Regions from separate parts of the Homo sapiens genome. Here all the other regions are linked to region 5. The links are chromatin contacts, found by Hi-C or POLR2A ChIA-PET in ENCODE. All regions are on one chromosome and are shown on one strand. The core of a region is the stretch at or near the end of the contact, and the rest is flanking DNA. Distances in the headings are between cores, read along the strand shown.

Region 1 (3,631 bases), core at 314-2,813, 4.7 Mb after region 5:
ATAAGAGAATAAAGAGAGAAAGTCTTAATGGAAAAAATGAGAAATAAGCAATACTGAAAAGACAAACGCTGAGAATTTTCTAGAATTGTTGCAGGGCACCAATCCTGAAATTCAGGAATCCCCTCAAATCCTAAGCATAATTTTAAAATTTTAAGGAAAGAAAAGGGAATAAGGAAGGAATTCAGACTTAGATCACTACAAAACTGCAAAAAGATGTCAAAGAGATGTTAAAAGCAGCCAGAAGAAGGAAGGATGGGAAACGAAGAAAGGAGGAAAAAAAGAAGGGAGAAAAAGATCGAAAGTACTTGATTTTCGATGGAAGTAATGAAAAACTTAACTAGAAACTATAAAATTCTAATTCTTATTAGGATCGAAGTAAGGTTCCGTTGAGATTCATCATGATTCATCATTCACGACAGGAAAGTTTCCTGCTTAAGAGCAGTGAAAACCTTGAGTACAAGAGTATGTAATGGAGAAGGAAAGCAAGAAACACACACACACAGTTTCAACTGCAATTTGAAAAACAGAAAATGAACAATAAATTATGAACTAATGACAATTTCCCCAGAAAATCGAAAAGTTAAGAAGAGTGGAAAATAACAATATCTAGCATTTATTGAGTGCAAGAGTTTTTAATAAAAAACAATTTAAAAAGAAACTGAGTAGGGACGTACTAAATATATCACAGGAAAACATTTGCTGGGAGAGGTCGAAAAGTAGAAACTAAAGAACGCCGAAGACAACCAACCTCGAATATGGACTATTTACTCAACATAAAGTTACTGCTATTAACAGCCTATTAGAAATCAAGGCTGCATCCGTAATTCATGGCTGCTCACTGTGATGATGAAGATTATTATTATTATTATTTGCGGATGCAGATTGTATGTATAGATCAATTACATTAGAATGACGATTAGATGGACCGCAAACTAGAATATATAAGTGGCTACTGACACTATTTGTGCATCTTTTAATCTGGGAAATGTATATTCACTCCATAGTCTCAGTATAAACTATTTTAAAATTACACGTAAGCCAACCAGGTGTCTCTTTTATATTTTAGAGTGAATAATGAGGATAAATTCCAGTAGAGAGTTCTATTTTAAGCAATCCAAATTCCCCGAACTTTGCTGATTATTCTAGTGTTTAGAACCTTTGCTATTTGCCTGGCACTTCTTGAAACCCATAACTCACAAACGCCGGGGCATGGAATCACATCAAAGAACAGGTGAAAAGTTGTTCCTAGTTGTGTTATGCAGGTGCATACAACTCCCGCCATTCTCTGTGCAAAAATCAACAAATAAACAGAGGCACCGCATTTCGGATTCTGTTACGCACTGTTTGCAATGGCGCCCGGTATTCGTAGTTTCTGCGAGGGGAGCCGCCAGCGCGCCAACCCTCGCTGAGGAGGAAGAAAACTACATTTCCCACAGAGGCACGGGGGCGAACACCGGCCGGGCTACGTCATTGCTTGAACCAACCAATAGCAGCTCCGGGCGGCAGTGAGGCAAGCGCCTCAGGCGCCAAAGTGGTTTTTTTTTTTTTCTTTTTTTTTTTTTGCCGGAGTCGAGCGGGTGCTGCTAGCGGAGGCGCCATATTGGAGGGGACAAAACTCCGGCGACAGCGAGTGACACAAATAAACCCCTGGACCCCCTTGTTCCCTCAGCTCTAAGGGCCGCGATGTTGTACCTAGAAGACTATCTGGAAAGTGAGTGCGCGGCGCTGGCGGCGGCCGCCAGTGGGACGTGCGGGCGGGCAAGAGCGCGAGTGGACGGGCAGCGAGATGGCGGGAGGGAGGGGGCGGCGGGGGATGTTTCTTTCTCACGGTAACTGGCAGCCTCGTTGTGGGCTGCCGGCCCCCTCGACCCCCCTGACGCACGCGCGCAGTGACGTAAGCGCGTATTTCGCCGTTGGCCCCGCCCCTCTGACGGACTCTCCCTTTGACAGTGATTGAGCAGCTTCCTATGGATCTGCGGGACCGCTTCACGGAAATGCGCGAGATGGACCTGCAGGTGCAGAGTAAGTCGGCGCGTCTACTACTCCTGTTCGCTGCGCGCGTTCAGTGCCAGACTTGCTTGTCATCACTGCTAGCGCCTAGTGCTCTTTCACTGTCCTCTGGCTCACTCCGCTAGTGCATAAGGAGTTGTCAAAAAGAACTGGCAGCCCTGAATCTCGCCTTCCCCTTCCCTCCCATGCTACTTTTTTCTGGCTTTTGCAAGAGCAGGAGGCATTGGGACACGTGTATTCCTTTCTAGAATGTGGGATTGTGCAAAAAATATTTCTCTACCGTCATTGACATAGTTATCTATGTTTCAATGGACGTCAGCATAATAAATGTTGAGATGTCGTCTTGAGCCTTTTCGTATCGAACTTAGATTTCAGCATTTATACTTATTTTAAAGTTCATCCTATTCACAGTTTTTCAAGAGTGGAAAGCACAGAAGCAGAGGTTATATATAGCTCTTTAGAGACCATGGCAAATGTCAAATTTTGAAAACTTAGTTACACATTAGATACATTTTAAATTGTAACAGAATCGTCATTTTCTTGGTTAAAATGAGTGACAGAAATTAGATTTCACTGTAAAGTTTCTTATGTGCTGTACTAAAAATTTTAGCAGTTAATGAACATTTCTTTTTCTTTCAGTGATAGCTTGGTAGTCTCTAGGACTTTTTCCCCAAATTAACTTTGCTCTTTCATAGAGCAACGACTATAAATAGGTGGCTCAGGGACCACCTGCTGCAGCTAAGAACCTGTCCTTTTCACTGCTCCTGGCTTCTCTGCCCATGACCACACACCCACTTCTATACCCTTTGCTTATGAGTATATTTTTCCGGTAAGTTTCAGGTGGCACATAATAAAAAGTGGTGGCATGGAAGCCACTTTCTGTTCAGTGGATTGTGATATGAAGTATGAATTGTGTGTGTGGTTCTCCAGCTATCTCACAAATTCATTTTAATTTTAGTGTAGTTGAAATGCTGAAGATTTGCTGAAGTAGTGTTCTCTGCAGGACTGAGCACAGACATTGATGTCAGATCTGAGTTTGTTTTAGGGCTTTACTAATTTACTCATTGACTCTGACTGTATTATCACTTGTGAGGGGCTTACATTGTCTATAAAAAGAGAATCATCCAAGGATTTAAAATGTTACACATGGATTAGAATTTCTAGTATCTGATACAAAGTAGGCATTAAATAAAGGGTAACTTACTTTAAATTATTTTTATATTTTATTGTTTAAAATTTTAAATTCTCTTGTAATTTGGGCTTACATTATACATATTACAGGCTTTTTAAACGTGCATTTCTTTACAGTAACTAGAATTTTCTAAAGTTAATAGGTATTATGGATTAACAGAACTGTGTGCCAAATAAATTCAGAAATGCTTATTTAAACAAAGGAACATACTTCTAAAAAATTAACCATAGGACTTCATAGAGTCTTTAAAAGGCTATTGTGGACTGGAAATCTCCAAAAGAAGTATATTATGAAAAGATTTTTCTCAACTTACATAACAACAGAATCTTTTTTATTAATTTTTCCTTTTTTTTTTTAGCAGACATCCAATGAGATGATTAGTCTTGGCATATAATTTGGGGAAAACTTACCTAGAATTAATGTTTAAAT
Region 2 (3,442 bases), core at 759-3,258, 3.3 Mb before region 5:
AAAACATGGTTAAACATGTGGGAACTAAGCACATATAAACAGCACTTGAAGAGATGCCACATTAGTGTGTTAATTTGAGTGGAACCTATTCATTTATGAATAAATGAATAATGAAATTATTAAAAGGTAAAAATAGAAATGGAATTCTATGCTAGTCATTTTTCTCTTTAGAAAGATGCACTTAAATTTGTACAAAATAGCAGGATAAATTGCAGGAAAATGTGTCCATTTATTTCCTAATCTCTCCAAATAACATAAAATCTACAGTGAATTCCATTATGTAAGAGCATTCTTTGAATATCAAGAATGATGCAGTTGTTGCTATGGTAACTACTCATTTTATTGACTAAATTGTGGGTTTGGGTAGCATTCTTTCAAAAAACATATTTTACCATCCTAAGTAGGTCTGATAAGACTCTTTCTATTGCTATCTGTTAAACAATAACTACAAGCCCCATTTGGGGATGATTAAACAGCCTCTATTAAAAGCTAAGCTTGATTTGCTAAGGAAAGAAACCTTTAAAGTTTGAAAAATGAAACATATCAACTACATTCAAAAGAACAAAGGATACTTAGTTTTAACTTTCTAGAGTAGTTGAAACGTGTGTATAAATCAACAGTAACATGATCTTACCTGTCTGTATTCCTTCACTGCCATAATTTTCCTTCTAATCCTAAATTATTAACTAAGTATAGGACTAACACCAGAAGGCTGCTGACTTTTCAGTTTGCAATTAAGCTAAAATGAGAACCAGTGGAAAGCTTTCCTCATTTCGATACTCAGGAGAAGTCTCTCTCCCAAGCCTATGAAAACAGAATTTTCACTGTCAAAATCTTATAAAACAGCTGTGTACAAAAGCCTATATTTAAAGATATCAAGGATAACTGTAGACTCCAACTATAAACACTCTTCAGGCACAGGCAAAAGCCACTAAGGCTTCTTCCCCTATGAGCTTCCACAGAGGGGGTTCTCACCGGAACCCCATCCATGGAAGCCGAGGGTGGGCTTTATCGGCAGGTGTCTTTAGGAGGCTTCCAATACAAACGGTATTTTCAGAACCTGCCCAGATCTCTTCCTCATCGCCTAAATAAACAGTTAAGACCAAGTATTTAAGAAATGGGAGTGGGGGCCACGAGTGTAGCCCGCCCCCTTTTAACAATGTGAAGTCCAGTCAGCTAAAAGGCCTGCTGGCTTCCCAGCCCTGGAAGCCAATGCGAGGAAGGCTCGGCATGGTTGTAGGAATGAAGTACTAGGAAGGGGGTCTGATAAGGAAGCAAATGGTACAGCCGGTAGGTCAAGCGTAAAGGAGGGACAACTCAGGTTTCTTTTCGTCTTTTACAAATGGATTTTACCTGTCTTGTTTTACCTCGGCGTCTCTTGCAAAAAGCGACCCCCACCTCCTCTGTGAGCGTGTATGTGTTTGTGTGTGCCGAGACAACAACCTCAGCACCCCGGCTGGGGACAGGGGCTTGGAGGGGGTGGGGACTCAATTCCTTTACAGGCCTAGAACTCTCCCGAAGGGCCCTCAAAGAAAAGGGGGCGGGGAGGAGCGCGTCTGATGCCGACTAGGGGGCTCAGACCAGGCCCGGGAGAGCAGCAGCGGCTGGGGGGACGTGCAGATCCTTTACATTTTAATGGTGGCCTCTTTGGAGGAGGGAAGAGGTGACAAGCGGTTGGGGGTGATGAGGCCTCCCCTTCCTCCCTCACTCAGCGCGCTGTTTACCTTCTCGGTACTTCTTGCGGAGCCGCCGGTGGACGCTCTTCACCACACCGGAGAGCTTCTCCTGCTCCAGTTTCCGCTCCTGCTCCCGGGGCGGCGGAGTGTTCGGGGACCCGGCCCTCTGCGCACGAGCAGTATTTCGGCCGCCGGCCCCTGGCTCCATATCGCAGCCGCCGCCGCCGCCGCCGCCCCTCAGGCCCCCGCAGACGCTCCCCAGATGGAGGAGGTGGGGTAGGAGGAGGGAGCTGCGGAGGCAGCAGCCAGAGGAGGCAGAGGAACCGGAGCGACAGCCTTGGAGGTGGACCCTCACCCAAAAGTGCAAACTGATTGGTGGATTTTGAGGGCTGGGCGGAAACGGAAAAGGCTAAGGGCCAATGGGCAGAAAGCGCCGGCGGCGAACCCGGTTGTTTGGGAAGGCGAGCAGCTGGAGGAGGCGGAGCTTGCGGGGATAGGGAGGCTGAGGCAGTGGGAGCTCCAGGCCTGGGTGCTCATCTCTTCCCCACCCTCCCCGGATTCTGTGCGCAGGCGCTGTGGCTCGGCCTCGGGAGACGAGCTGTGAGCAACGCGCTTGCGCGTCTCAGTTTGCTTAGTTTGGGCTTTTTTACAGCTCGGCTTTCTGATGTCTTCCATCATTTTCATCCCCTACACTTTATAATCTGTTGCGATGCGGCCAGGGTGCTCTGCTTGAACCTCCGCTGCACCTTGTCACATGTAGGTTCCCTTTAGTTACTTGCGCTTTGAGATGACGTTACACTTCAGGGACCTCAAGCACACAAGCATTCTAAGGCTCAAGGAGAGGTCTGGCTACCAAATGCTAATTTAATTCTCAGGTCGACAATGGTTTATGCCTGCAGTACTACTGCTGGGCAAAGGACATAGAAAATGCGAAAAGGAGAGGGCCAAGAAAAGCAACAGGAGATGCAGGAGGACAATAAGGAACGATGGAAAACTCACAGCAGATGCCCTCAAGAACTTTTGTAGTGACCACGGTGTTAATAAGCAGCCTTCCCTGATCTTATTCGCATCAGCACTCTGAGCTTTTATGGTCAGCTCAGGTGACCTCCTGTCCTTTAATTTGGAGAGTTAGTCTATGCGGAGTGTATCTAAGTGGGTTTGGTAACCTGTTCACCCTCCTCCACTTCTTTTCCATCTCTTGGGGAACGCGATTGTTGACTTCTGTCCCAGAAAGGTGGAACACTGCTCTCTGGAGAGAGGTAGACTGCATTGGCTCCTGAAGTGGTACTGAGGCTGCTGGAGTGTCAGAGATTGAATAGACTGAGAGCCCCTAATGAGTTGTGTTGGATTGTGTACCACTTCCCCATTGCAGGTGTTGGTTACGTGACAGTCTATGGAAATGATTGCAATGGTAACATTTTGATAATGATTTTCTAACTACGAATAAAGCTTGCATTATGTAACTGTTTTATATGCTACCTTCTTTATATTGAATACGCTGAAGAGCAAAGAATTATACACACTGTCTAGGACACAGGAGAAGCGGGAGGTGAAGGGAGATTGATGGAATTTAAAGGCGGAAGATGTGTCCCTACAGCACAGTGAAGAGACAGATCAAACACAAAGACAAGGACATATAAACTTCAAAAGAACTCCTTATAATTATGAAGAGAAGTTAAGCGGAAGTGCCTAATAAATTGAAAATATGGTGGTCTTATTTGGGGGAATTTCATTTGGGAAGAAAGGGGAGCTTGAATTACATGTCT
Region 3 (3,634 bases), core at 1,022-3,521, 3.1 Mb before region 5:
TATCAAGTGCCTGGAATGATTCTTGGGCTCAAGCAAGTTGGCAGTCTTCTTAAATTTGTAATGTGCATACAAATTAACTTGGGCTTTGGAAACGAATGCTGTTCCTGATCCAATTGGTCTGGGTGGGGCCTGAGATTCTGCATTTCTAACAAGCCCCAGGTGATGTTGCTGGCTTGAAGACACTTTAAGTAGCTAGGCCAGAGAGGATATTTCGTTTGGCTGGCGTACAAATCAGTTTAAGCCATTTCATTTTCCTTCTATATTTCTAGATTTTCTATCAGGGGCTTCTCTGACCTTAATGCTGCCCAGTTCTCATTATGTCTCTTCAAGCTACCGCAATCAGTTAACACAAGGCATCCTGCCCTTCTCCACTTAGCTCATATAAAAATCCACAATGGATACAAACAGCCCCAAATAAGAAATGGACACGAAACATTAACTTATAACATAATGGGTTTATATTTAATATAGTACTTCTCATCAGGAGGATGTTACTCAGTTAATATAAAGTTTTTTTTCAAAACATTAAATCTCTTTTCCATGTCAATGTCTATAGTTTTTTTTTAACATTAAATTTTTTTCCGCATTTCAGTATTAGATACACTGAATACATTTTTCTAAATGTTTTTTCCCTAGAGATAAAAGTTTTCCTTTTTGCCTGACTCTCTGATATCTAAATATAATATTAACTTGGGAGACAACAAAACAAAAATCTAATTTAAAAGACTCCTCAACGATTCAGGAGGCAGTGATTATAACCGAACAGTGGTGATTTCCTAAGATTCTGGGCAAGAACTTCCTTCTTCCTATTTCACATGCTTTGAGAGAATTCTAAGATTATGAAATATTACTTATGTAAATTTCAGCCATCTTACTTCTTTGACTACCTAACTAGCAAATTATAGGCTGCATTTTTCTGTGCATTATTTGTTGTAAAGAAAACATTTTTTTTTCAATTTATAAATGTATGTTTGTTGCCATTTCATGGAAACAATGAAAAATGTGAAACTCCCTTATTTACTGATTCTTGGAACCTTTCACACACCAAATCTCAGGTTTAGCCTCTAAAGCGCAAAGGTTTTCAGGGTGAGGTTTGACTCAGTAGGCCTTTCAAAGTCACATCTGTCCATTTCTTTTTCGTGCATATACCCCCAAGCAGGCACAAATGCCTGTAATGCTGAGAACCACACCTAACAAAAGGGCGATTGCATCACCGGCTTCTACTGCTTCCACAACAGGCAGCACCAAAAGCAGTGACATGAGGACTAAGGACAACTGTGTTGAAACTGAGGTCATGATGTTGGAATCTTGAGGGCTGAAGGTTCCTAGAAATTAAACATGGAAACAAAAAGGAACCATTAAAAATTCCTCCCTTTTCAAATGACAAAATGAACACATGACAAATAACAGGCCAGCCAATCTTTTGGATACTTTATGAATCATTTCCAATCCATCTCCTCATCTTATAGGTGGAAAAACAGAGGGACGTTAAAGACAGTAATTTGAGGTTCATCTCCCTATCTCGTGATAACACTCTAAACCCAGGAATTTTCCACGATAATGCCAACACCTCGTGCATCAACCAAACAAAAATTGAACAGGAGTTCATAATTAAGAACAAACAGAAAAAAAGCACGAGCCACTAACTTGGAAACTTAAAATATCCTAGTGGGTAAAAATTGTACATTTTCTTAGGGTCTCTCCCATCCAAGAAATGCAGACAAATTTGGCAAAAGTCACACAACATATAACTCTGCGAAGTTGTGGGGAATTAATAAGACTTACCAAAGAAATGGTATATATAGAATTCTATCTGACTTGAAATTTTCCCTTCCTGGAGCTCCGGATGCTGAGATTAAGAGGTTCCACGTGACACGACCTATTATTAGCATGGGGGGTGGGGAGGGGGCGGAGAGAAGGATTTAAAAATTAATTATTATTACTATTATTATTTTAAAGAGGCAGCTAGAGTCAGTGCAGAGCGTGGAGGCCATATGGACGGTAGGGGGATAGGTAATGAGTTGAGAAAAGTCTGTCCAACAGGGAACTAGACTTAAAAGTTGGTCAGTTCACCCACACAAGAAAAGGTAAAAAGAAACAGAACAGAGATAATTTCATTTCAGGACTTGATATTAAGATTTGAAAAAGAATTCGTACTTTGGCCCGGCAAGGTCCAAATTTGCTCCTGTTTTACAAATACACTGGTGCAACCTAAGTATCCTTTGGAGACGAGTTCGTACATTACCTTCTAGGAAGCAGCCATTACAGGAATGGCGAGGAGGGCGGAGTCTCCAAACTACATTTCCCACAATCCCTGCCGCCGCCGACTCCTATGATGCCCCGGCGCGTTCCCCCTATAAGTAGCAGAGGGCGTGACGGTCACGCTCTAGCGGAGGCGAAGAGTCGCGAACGCGCGGGACTTCCTTTCCCTGCCCAACGTTTTACTATTAAATAGATGGTTTCGTGTGTTTATATAAAAGCTCACTTCAAAATAAAAGAAATGATAGCAAGTGTTTTCTACCCTGTTGAGTCTGTAAGGCGCACATGTAATTTTGTCTTTTTCTTCGACTGAAATGACACAGCGGGGAGAGAGAACCCAAGTACAGCCCTCTGTTCCGGGTGCTTTTAAACCAGTGGCTTCCAACGTTTCTGAAGCAGGAAATCTCTGTCACCATCTTCCTAATGAAACATATGCCATTTATTAATTTTTTAGTCAATGGGGAAAAAGCGCGGTTAATAAGACATATCGTAAAAGGTTAAAAAACATTTGTAGTGCAAAATAAAGTTTAGGAAAAATGGGTTTAGCCCTGTTGCAGAAGATCTCTCAGGATTCAGGTCCTAAAGTGACAATCTATTCAGGAGTGCACTGCGGTGATTCCTTCCCACCTATGTTTTTGTGAAACCTCAGCCCCAAATGTCCCTACATATTTGTGAAAAGATGTAAAAATACTGCTTTTAAATCATAAAACAAGAATTAGTTATTTGTATATGTAAGTCGTAACCTTTCTGAAAGGCGCTCTTTCAATTGTCTGCTAATTGTGAACTCCTTACTGAACCTTTCTAGTCATCTGATCTTCTGAACTCTTTCATATTTACTGATTTGAAAATTTATTTGCTATCCTTACATTATAAATTATTAATGATGAGGGTTGGGTGTGAAGCCACCTGCCTGGTCTGAAAGTCCCCTGGTTCAGTCTGTTAGATAATGCAGGTACGTTCAGTTCAATGCCAATAATTAGCATGTATTCTTGTGTTGTCGGTTACCCTTTTTCTTACACGTTCCTAGTCTCTCTAGCAAAGATTTATATTCTTGGCTCCTAACCGGCACCCAGCAGGTGCTCAGTAATGTTGCCTAATAATAATAATGATTTGACTAGATAAATATGCCAACAAGATCTTATGAGAGACCGAGAGGTGCCAAATAAACCAAACCAAGGTGACTAGAAAATTGGAAATCTGAGAATAACTGCACAATAACGTCAGCATTGTTTCTCTAACCTTGATTATTTTAACAAGGTTTTGTTCATTTCATCCTTTGTTTTGAGCTACTTTCGTGCCTTTGTAATCAATTATATTTGGAATAGGAGTTATATTTTTATAGCTTCCAAAATATTCTCTCATATCCTACTGTGAA
Region 4 (3,575 bases), core at 287-2,786, 4.8 Mb after region 5:
TCTTAAAATTTTCAATACTGTTGTCTTTCATTTCTCCCAACCGAATGGCAATTTTATTTTAGCATCTGATTTACTTTCTTCTGTACCTTGTTCTCAACAATTTAATAAAGCATAAGAATGACTCTTTAGATTCCCCAAACTCTGTTTTTCAGACTTCTTGCCTTAACAGAACTTAATAGAACTGTCTGCCTATTCCTTATCACTCAGTAACAGCATTGTCACACCCTGGATTCCAATTTAGAAATCTCACAATTCTTATTATCTCTCAAATCACATTGCATCCACCAAAACGATATGTCCTACAACACCACTGTTCAGCCATTTTCTCTTAAAACTCTTTTGGCTTCTAAAAGTGAAGCATCACTTTATTTTTCTCTATCCCATTTGTCATAAGATTAAGGACTCTGAACCTATACATAAAATAATATTAAAGCCACTGGAGGCGATACATGCAAGGGCTTGGGATAAATCCAGCTTCCGTGTGAATATTTCTTCTGTAATGTGTTAATTAATTTGTTCTATAGGATGTTAAAAGGGTTTCTTTCTCACAAGCAAGGAACTCTAGATGCCCATTTCTCTGAATCTGTGCTAGCTGGGCACCCCTAGGGGGCGCTCCGTCTCTCAAAATACAAGGGGCTGACAGCAGCGTGCCTCTGGGTGAGGCTCACTCTAGGGGTGTGGCCTCACGGAGAACCTCAACCCACAAGAGTTTGGCTTAGAAACAAGTTTGAAAACCTCTTCAGGTCCAGAGCCTTTAAATAATGCCTGCTATGCGCTAAGACAGCCCTGGGTATCCAGAGTTCACAAAGCAAGGACTGATTTCCTTTCGCCTTGACAGCCTCAGCAAAAGTGGAAGGGGGTTTGCAGAATTGCACTATTAGCAGCGTCCACCCGAAGGTCTGCACAGAATTAGACTGAGCTGATTCTGGACAAAGCCCACTGTGTACCTTTATCTACTGGGCAAAAGTTACCCCCAACACCTGCTATAATCGACTCATTTTAGGAGCAAAATGTCAGGCCATGAAGCATCAGATCATTGAAAGACCCAATTAATTAGTCCAGGAAAGGAGTAATAAGAACATCTGTGATCTGAGTTCCATACTAAGACACAGAGAGACGACTGAGTTATTCTGGTGCTTGCTGTCTGAGGTCCAGACAGTACTTGTGACCCTCTTATCCTCAGAAGAGTAACCACAATTCCCTGGAGTGAAGAATATCCCAATTCACTCATGGAGTTCACTTTAGTCTCATTCTCGACCTTTGTCACCAATTGGCTAAGGCTATTTGTTTTTCCAATTCTGTATTAGGAAAAAGAAGTTGCACAGAGGATCAGACATCAGATACGTTTCTAAATTCTGCAGCTCTGGGTGGGCAGCCTCATTTGGGGAAATGCTAGCTGCTGTTTCCAAAGTGGGGAAGCCCACGGTTTCGGACACAGGGCTGACAGCGCTGCTCCAGCAGCCCCCAGGGCCAGAGGAACCCGGCCTTAGCTCCGCCCCGCTCTGCCCGGCCCCGGGTGGCTGCGATGCCGAGGTCCTCTGCTCCCGCCGGGCGTGCAGCGGGCGCGCGCGCGTGTGTTTATGTGTCTGTGTGCGTGTGTGTGTGTGTCTCTCTCTGTGTGTGTGTGAGATGAATTGGAGTCATACGACTGGGTGTTTCCTTCCGAGTGGTTTTCATCAGCAATCCATTAGGAAATCATGGAAACTTTTTTTTTCCTGGCTAAAAGGATGAAAACTGAGTAAGTACATAGAACTTTGAACTTGAGACGGAATGAAACAAATTCAAGCAAAAACCCTGACAGTAACCATGTCCATTCAAATTGCGTATGCCCTTTTTATGTTAAAAGCCGTGAATACTTACAGGACAGTGGGAATTTAAAACTAAATGAAGGGAAGCATACAAAAGGCTGAAAGCAAGACTGCTTTAAAACCGGAGGAAAATTGAGGAACTGCTAAGGCAACCTGGCCTGAGTTCAGCTGTGCAACAGGCACTTTGGGTTTTAATCTTTTGCGTTCTTCAATGCTGTTTTCAGACTCCAGATATACTTTGGTATTGTTTTCTCTCTTCCTGCAAAGCTGAGGCAGAGTCGGACTCCTTTACTGTGAGTTGAAAGATGTGAGAATAAGGCATTGCTGGAAGCAACAGTTTGGCAGCCTGGGGTACACTCAGGTTATTCGTTACAACTATTATTATTTGATGTCTTTTTTTAAACTCAGGTCATCCACTTTTGACTGTCATCCATGGAAGAGCTCTTATTAAAAGCCTCAGACTTTCGGGACCTATGATTCTTTGGCACAACCTTTTGGAAAATTCTTAAGCAGGGATGAAGCAAACTTGATTGGAGTTGGGGAAAAAGAAGACAGATTAGTATTTTTCATGCTGACAAAAAATAGCTGCTATGACTTTTCCCGCAACGTGGACAGGGGCCAAGTGAAGCTGAACTGGTCATGGTCTGTCGCCCAGTGTTCCCTTGTCGTCGGCGATTTTGCCCCCGACCCTTCTTGGTGGGCTTAGTGGTGGCAATCTGTCTCTTCTACCAGACTCTGACCCTCCGAGGGTCGAGGAAGCTCACAGCCGCTGCCCCTGGGGCTGTCCCACACACATCCACTGAAACCCAGGCAAGCAGATGCAAGAAAGGATTCTCTCAGGACAAACAGTGCTTCCTTCTCTCTGGTAATGCCCAGGAAACCAGAAAGGTAAGACTCTCATAAGCTTAACGGAGACAGTTTCTGCAAAGACAGCAATCTGCTTCTCTGTCCTTTCTATAAAACTAAAATTAACTTCCATGAGGTCTGAAAGGGATCCAGAGTGTAAACAGCCTAGAGAGTGACCTGATGACTGGGAAACACGTTACATAAGCTTCAACTTCTTATAGTTACTTCCAGAAAGTTCTGGCATTACTTTATCTCTTAGGATTTCACTTCATTTCAGTGGAATGAAGTAGACAGTTTGGAGGAGGCATAAAATGATGTGGATTCTTTCTAAAATATCAGTATTCTAAGAGATCTGAGGATTTACAATTCAAAAACATAAATCAAAGTTTCAAAAACTTTGATAAACCTTGAGTGTCTCTTTTCTCAAGGCAGTCAGTATGAGTGCCCAGACCATTCCAGACTCAAAGATTCTCCAAAGTTTCATTTTGTAACTAGCTAGATTGATTCTTAATTGGTGACCACATTTCTAAAGCAATATATTTACTTCGAAAGCATTAAAATAATAGGATAATAGGTTTCTTCAAAAGAATTGATACAATGTATTTTATTGTTTATAGGATCAGGGAAATACAGATTATTCTATATTTATACTATTCAGATAAACTTACTAATCTTACTTGTCAAATATTGAAAAAAAACACAAAAAGCACACAAAGTAACACAGGATTTCTATTTTAATATACCACTCTCCTCATGCCTATCAGTAATATAATGACCTGTAACATAGTCAAGTGTAAAACAGAACATGAAGAAATAAAAAAAAATCCATGCAAAAAAGATCATGGTGGCAAAGCTACTAAATTTTATGTTACAACAAGTAGTATTGTAGCAACAAAATAGAGGGCTCTGTAAGTAGCATCT
Region 5 (3,697 bases), core at 1,161-3,660:
AATGCACTTTCCAAAGTCACCAATGATCTCCTTTTTGTTAAATCCGAAGGGCATTTGACCCTTTTCTACAATTTGACATTGTTAACTAATTTCTTCTTCAATTTCCTTTCTTGCTTTTAGGGATTTGACTCCTAATTTTTTTCTTACCCTTAATCTAGCCCTTATCTCTTTTATGTGTTTCTCTTGCTCAGCCTTGCTCACTTGGTGTCTTTGATATTCTTCTCTTTTATTTTACTGTCTCCGAGGCTCATCTCACTTCTTGGCCTTTAATTATTTATTTATGTAGGATGTGAACTCCTAAATCAGCATTCAAGATGTATATTTGGATACTCATTTCAATGTCTCAGTCTCAAACTCAATATATTAAAAGTTGTATCCTTTATGTCCACCACCAGCCCCAAAGAATGCACAACTGAACAAAACCCTGACCATCATCCTATATTTTCTCTCTTTCTGAGCTATCCATAGAGGTGATCAAGATAGAAATGTGTGCCATCTTCTATTCATTCCACTGTCATCAACTACATGTACTCATCAAACCATGCCAGTTCTACCTCCTTAATAACTGTAGCTTAACACCTGAATAACTGAACAAAAACTTACAATTTAACTCTCTTAACACTTATCTACCTCAATTTTATTTTTATAATTTATACATAATCTATAATTATTTTTATATAATTGGCACAGTGATAATTCCAGATAAAACTCACTGAATTTCTATTTCCATCCTTGCCAATGATACACACACACAATGTAATGCTGAGAGGGTTGGGAAGGAAGAATGGGAGAAAGGCAGAAGTTGACAGTTAAAAAAAAAAAGTTTCCAGATGGTTTTCTTAGTGTCATCTCTGCAACCTCATCAAATAAGGGTCCAAAATTTATGTTACAACATTTGTTTGATGCCTTATTTAAATTGCTTTACTGGACATTTTCCATCTGTTAAGCTCTCTGAAAGAAACAAAATTGCCTTGTCATAGCTAGACCTCATGATCCTATACACTTACAACGGGCAGACTTTGCAGGGGCCCACACCTTTCAAGGTGGTTTGGGAAAATGACACAGAAAAGTTTTACATCAGCTGAAAAGAAAAATGCATAACTCATTTTGGTAATTTCAGTTTTAATTCTTAATAGGATAAAGGAAACATGCACATTATAAATCAATGCTCTGTGTTAACAAATAATCAAGTAAGCAGAGTTGCAAGTATTGGCTAAAATGAATTTTGGATATTTTTAGCTACCAAATTTCTCGAGGCAAGGCAGACATACATCTGGACCTGAATATCTGCATTATTAGGGAATTTTTGTTTGTTTGTTTTATATTGTTTTGTTATTTTTAAAAGTAGGTGCCAAATTAGGTCACCTGCTGTCTGGGCAATGTTATTTTTTGCCATAACCACAAATTGAAGAAAATTGACTGCTCTTTTTCCTTAGTCAACATGCTGTGCTTCCAGCCCCAAACATCTTTGAGAAGTTGTTTAGATTCATGAGCAATGCCTCTGTCCCCAACAGGCTAAGACATTAGGCAGGTCCCTGCACCTCTGGAGTCCTCAGTTCCCTGCAAAGTGAGGAAGCTAGACTAAGTAATCGTTAGGCTCCCTTCCAGACCGACCAATCTGATGGTATTAGATGCAATTGCTCCTGAATTAGGGCATGAAATGAATTCAGCTTTGGTGCACCAATGTGATGACTCTGCTTCATCAAAGCCTGAGCACGCGATAGGCCTAGCACCATCTCACACAGAGACAAAGGGCAACCCTCTGCTTCCAAAGGAATGACACAACCTGTTTCTGAAGTGATTCACATCATCTTTACTTTTGAACAACCCAATGCTCAGAAAACAATCTAAGAATCTTCGCTGACTTTAGGGATGTAAGATACGGTTTCTTGACAGTATTTGGGATTGTGGAAAAAAGCAATTGAGGAAAGGGCATCTCCACAACGCAATATTGAATTTAGTGCCCAAGGTCCATCACAGGAATCCCTAACGATCCCTACAATCTCTCTCTCTCTCTTTTTTTTCTCTCTTTACCCTGAAAATAAACTGAGAAGTTAGTATTGGGATAACTATTCCCCTTGACCCAAATAAAAAGTCCTGGGCAAACACAGGTACAAATTGCCAAATGGAAAAAGTTCTTCTCCATCTTCAGCTAGAGGGAGGCTGGGGATCCCAGCTCTTTAGAAGCCGGCCCGTGGACGCCCAGAGAATCCCTTCGGAGACCAGGTCAGGGTCACTGAGCTTGCCCAGCAGGGCGCCGCCTCGGACGCCGCCCCGCCTCTCACCTTGCCAGCGCCGCGCTCGGGCCGCGAAGGTGCGTGCGGCGCTCGGTGATTGGCGGCGGCCCGGAGCTGCCCGGCTGCCATTGGCTGCCCGGCCCCCTTTGTTCCCGGGTCCGGGCCGCAGGCCCGCTGCGGCGGACTGGGCGGCGGAAGTTCGACGGCGCCGGGCGAGTGGCTGTTGAGCGGCGCCGCGGGAGTTCCGCAGGTTTCCCGTGTTCGCAGCGGAGCCGGAGGCCAGCTGAACCCGGCCGTGGGATCCCGGATAGGAGGAGGAGGGGACCCATAGGACGCGTTAACATGGACCTGGAAAACAAAGTGAAGAAGGTAGGGGGGCGCTCGTGGCGGGCGGCGGCTGCTTCACCTGCGCGGGTCGCGCGGCGCGCGGCGGCCGGAGGTGCCGAGGTGGGTGGGGCTCGCGGGCCCCCCGGTGTGAGCCCGGCTCTGGGTCTGCGGTGCCCCGGGCCCAGGGACCTGGCCCCCTGGGTAGAGGAGGTGCTCGGCGGCCCCGCCAGCTCCCCACACTCGGGAGCGACAGAATTGGAAGCGCGAGCGAGGGCGGGCGCGGGACTCTTCTCTCCAGTCTCACGGAATCCCAGTGGTTGTAGGTGTTGGAAACTTTACTTAAGATGTTTCAGCTCTGCCTGTGCCTCCTCAAAAGGAAAGGACGAGCTTAGGGCGAGTGCGGGCGAGACCGTGACACTTCCTGGCTCAGGAAGTTGAATTTCATTAAGCCTTTGTGGTTTGGGGCTCTGCTGTGCTTTGACAGCTCTGATCTCCTCCCTTCCGGCTGGGCTGTCTGGGGCGCTCTAAAATGAGTGTTGATTTAATGCACTGCCTTCGCACCCGTGCTGGTGATAACTTCTAATGTGATTTTTTTTTCGGTCATTCATTACTTGTCTACCGACCGAGGCAGTGCCTCCCTCTTAGGGAATTATCTGTCAAAGAGCGCATTCTCCTTGTTTGGCAGGTAGTCCCAAAGGGCGGTTGTCACCAGCGTCTCAGCGCAGGGAGACATTTTCAGCTTGGCTGCTGCCTCGCAGGCACTGGAACCGACGGCCCTACCTGAGCCACTCCCGGGTTATGCGGAGCCTGGTGTCGCCTGGGAGAAAAGGGTGGGGACCAGACTATGACTCAGAAGGAATGCTGATGTCACATTCGAGTGAATTGCCCTGTGCGAAAGTTCTCCTCGTTCCAGGGGATTTGCTCATGTTTTACTTTGTGGTAAATTTAAGCTAGCTGTCCCTTATCAAATAGAGAAGTTTTGCAGAGAGAGGAAGGGAAAAATACAGAAAACAGTTTTTGTTTTTCTCATACTCATGGTTCCTAATATTTTATCTTCTAAACACAAAGTTTTTGACTTGAGCATTAATTCTATTTTATGCCCAGAACTGGATTTTTGAAAATGGATACAAAAT

The links. A loop is a pair of places that touch in the nucleus more often than their neighbours do. ChIA-PET counts read pairs that join two places held with the same protein, here RNA polymerase II (POLR2A). Pooled maps may share reads with other maps.
Region 1: a loop to region 5 is called in a map of CD8-positive, alpha-beta T cell, with 6 times the contacts of the local background. The contact joins the promoter of ING3 here to the promoter of TES in region 5. A Hi-C loop is called at or near these places in 3 of 168 maps with a recorded cell type or tissue (CD8-positive, alpha-beta T cell and naive thymus-derived CD4-positive, alpha-beta T cell) and 10 of 50 pooled maps. POLR2A ChIA-PET finds 5 or more read pairs at or near these places in 3 of 52 experiments (CD4-positive, alpha-beta T cell, CD4-positive, alpha-beta memory T cell and activated naive CD4-positive, alpha-beta T cell).
Region 2: a map of CD8-positive, alpha-beta T cell shows a loop between it and region 5 (19-fold over the local background). The contact joins the promoter of SAMTOR here to the promoter of TES in region 5. A Hi-C loop is called at or near these places in 3 of 168 maps with a recorded cell type or tissue (CD8-positive, alpha-beta T cell and naive thymus-derived CD4-positive, alpha-beta T cell), 2 of 37 single-sample maps with no recorded cell type and 10 of 50 pooled maps.
Region 3: a pooled map shows a loop between it and region 5 (10-fold over the local background). The contact joins the promoter of SMIM30 here to the promoter of TES in region 5. A Hi-C loop is called at or near these places in 1 of 168 maps with a recorded cell type or tissue (K562), 1 of 37 single-sample maps with no recorded cell type and 8 of 50 pooled maps.
Region 4: a map of K562 shows a loop between it and region 5 (7-fold over the local background). The contact joins the promoter of CPED1 here to the promoter of TES in region 5. A Hi-C loop is called at or near these places in 1 of 168 maps with a recorded cell type or tissue (K562). POLR2A ChIA-PET finds 5 or more read pairs at or near these places in 2 of 52 experiments (CD8-positive, alpha-beta memory T cell and activated CD8-positive, alpha-beta memory T cell).

The regions. Positions count from the first base shown.
Region 1 is chr7:120,949,214-120,952,844 of GRCh38, forward strand. It overlaps ING3 (inhibitor of growth family member 3), which reads left to right and starts at 1,564. Exons shown (of 12, transcript NM_019071.3): 1 at 1,564-1,711; 2 at 1,951-2,022. The coding sequence starts at 1,684. RefSeq lists an enhancer at 2,107-2,186.
Region 2 is chr7:112,937,867-112,941,308 of GRCh38, forward strand. SAMTOR (S-adenosylmethionine sensor upstream of mTORC1) reads right to left here and starts at 2,009. Exons shown (of 5, transcript NM_152556.3): 1 at 1,725-2,009. The coding sequence starts at 1,884. RefSeq lists a silencer at 1,838-1,937 and enhancers at 1,967-2,483, 2,138-2,477.
Region 3 is chr7:113,116,283-113,119,916 of GRCh38, forward strand. It overlaps SMIM30 (small integral membrane protein 30), which reads right to left and starts at 2,272. Exons shown (of 3, transcript NM_001352688.2): 1 at 2,246-2,272; 2 at 1,786-1,879; 3 at 436-1,325. The coding sequence starts at 1,296. The coding sequence ends at 1,117. The region is part of intron 2 of LOC107986837; the gene reads left to right. RefSeq lists enhancers at 2,043-2,637, 2,532-2,671.
Region 4 is chr7:120,987,175-120,990,749 of GRCh38, forward strand. It overlaps CPED1 (cadherin like and PC-esterase domain containing 1), which reads left to right and starts at 1,537. Exons shown (of 23, transcript NM_024913.5): 1 at 1,537-1,738; 2 at 2,217-2,696. The coding sequence starts at 2,448. RefSeq lists an enhancer at 713-792.
Region 5 is chr7:116,208,129-116,211,825 of GRCh38, forward strand. It overlaps TES (testin LIM domain protein), which reads left to right and starts at 2,411. Exons shown (of 7, transcript NM_015641.4): 1 at 2,411-2,606. The coding sequence starts at 2,580. RefSeq lists silencers at 2,130-2,259, 2,293-2,555, 2,310-2,509, 2,650-2,739 and an enhancer at 3,100-3,339.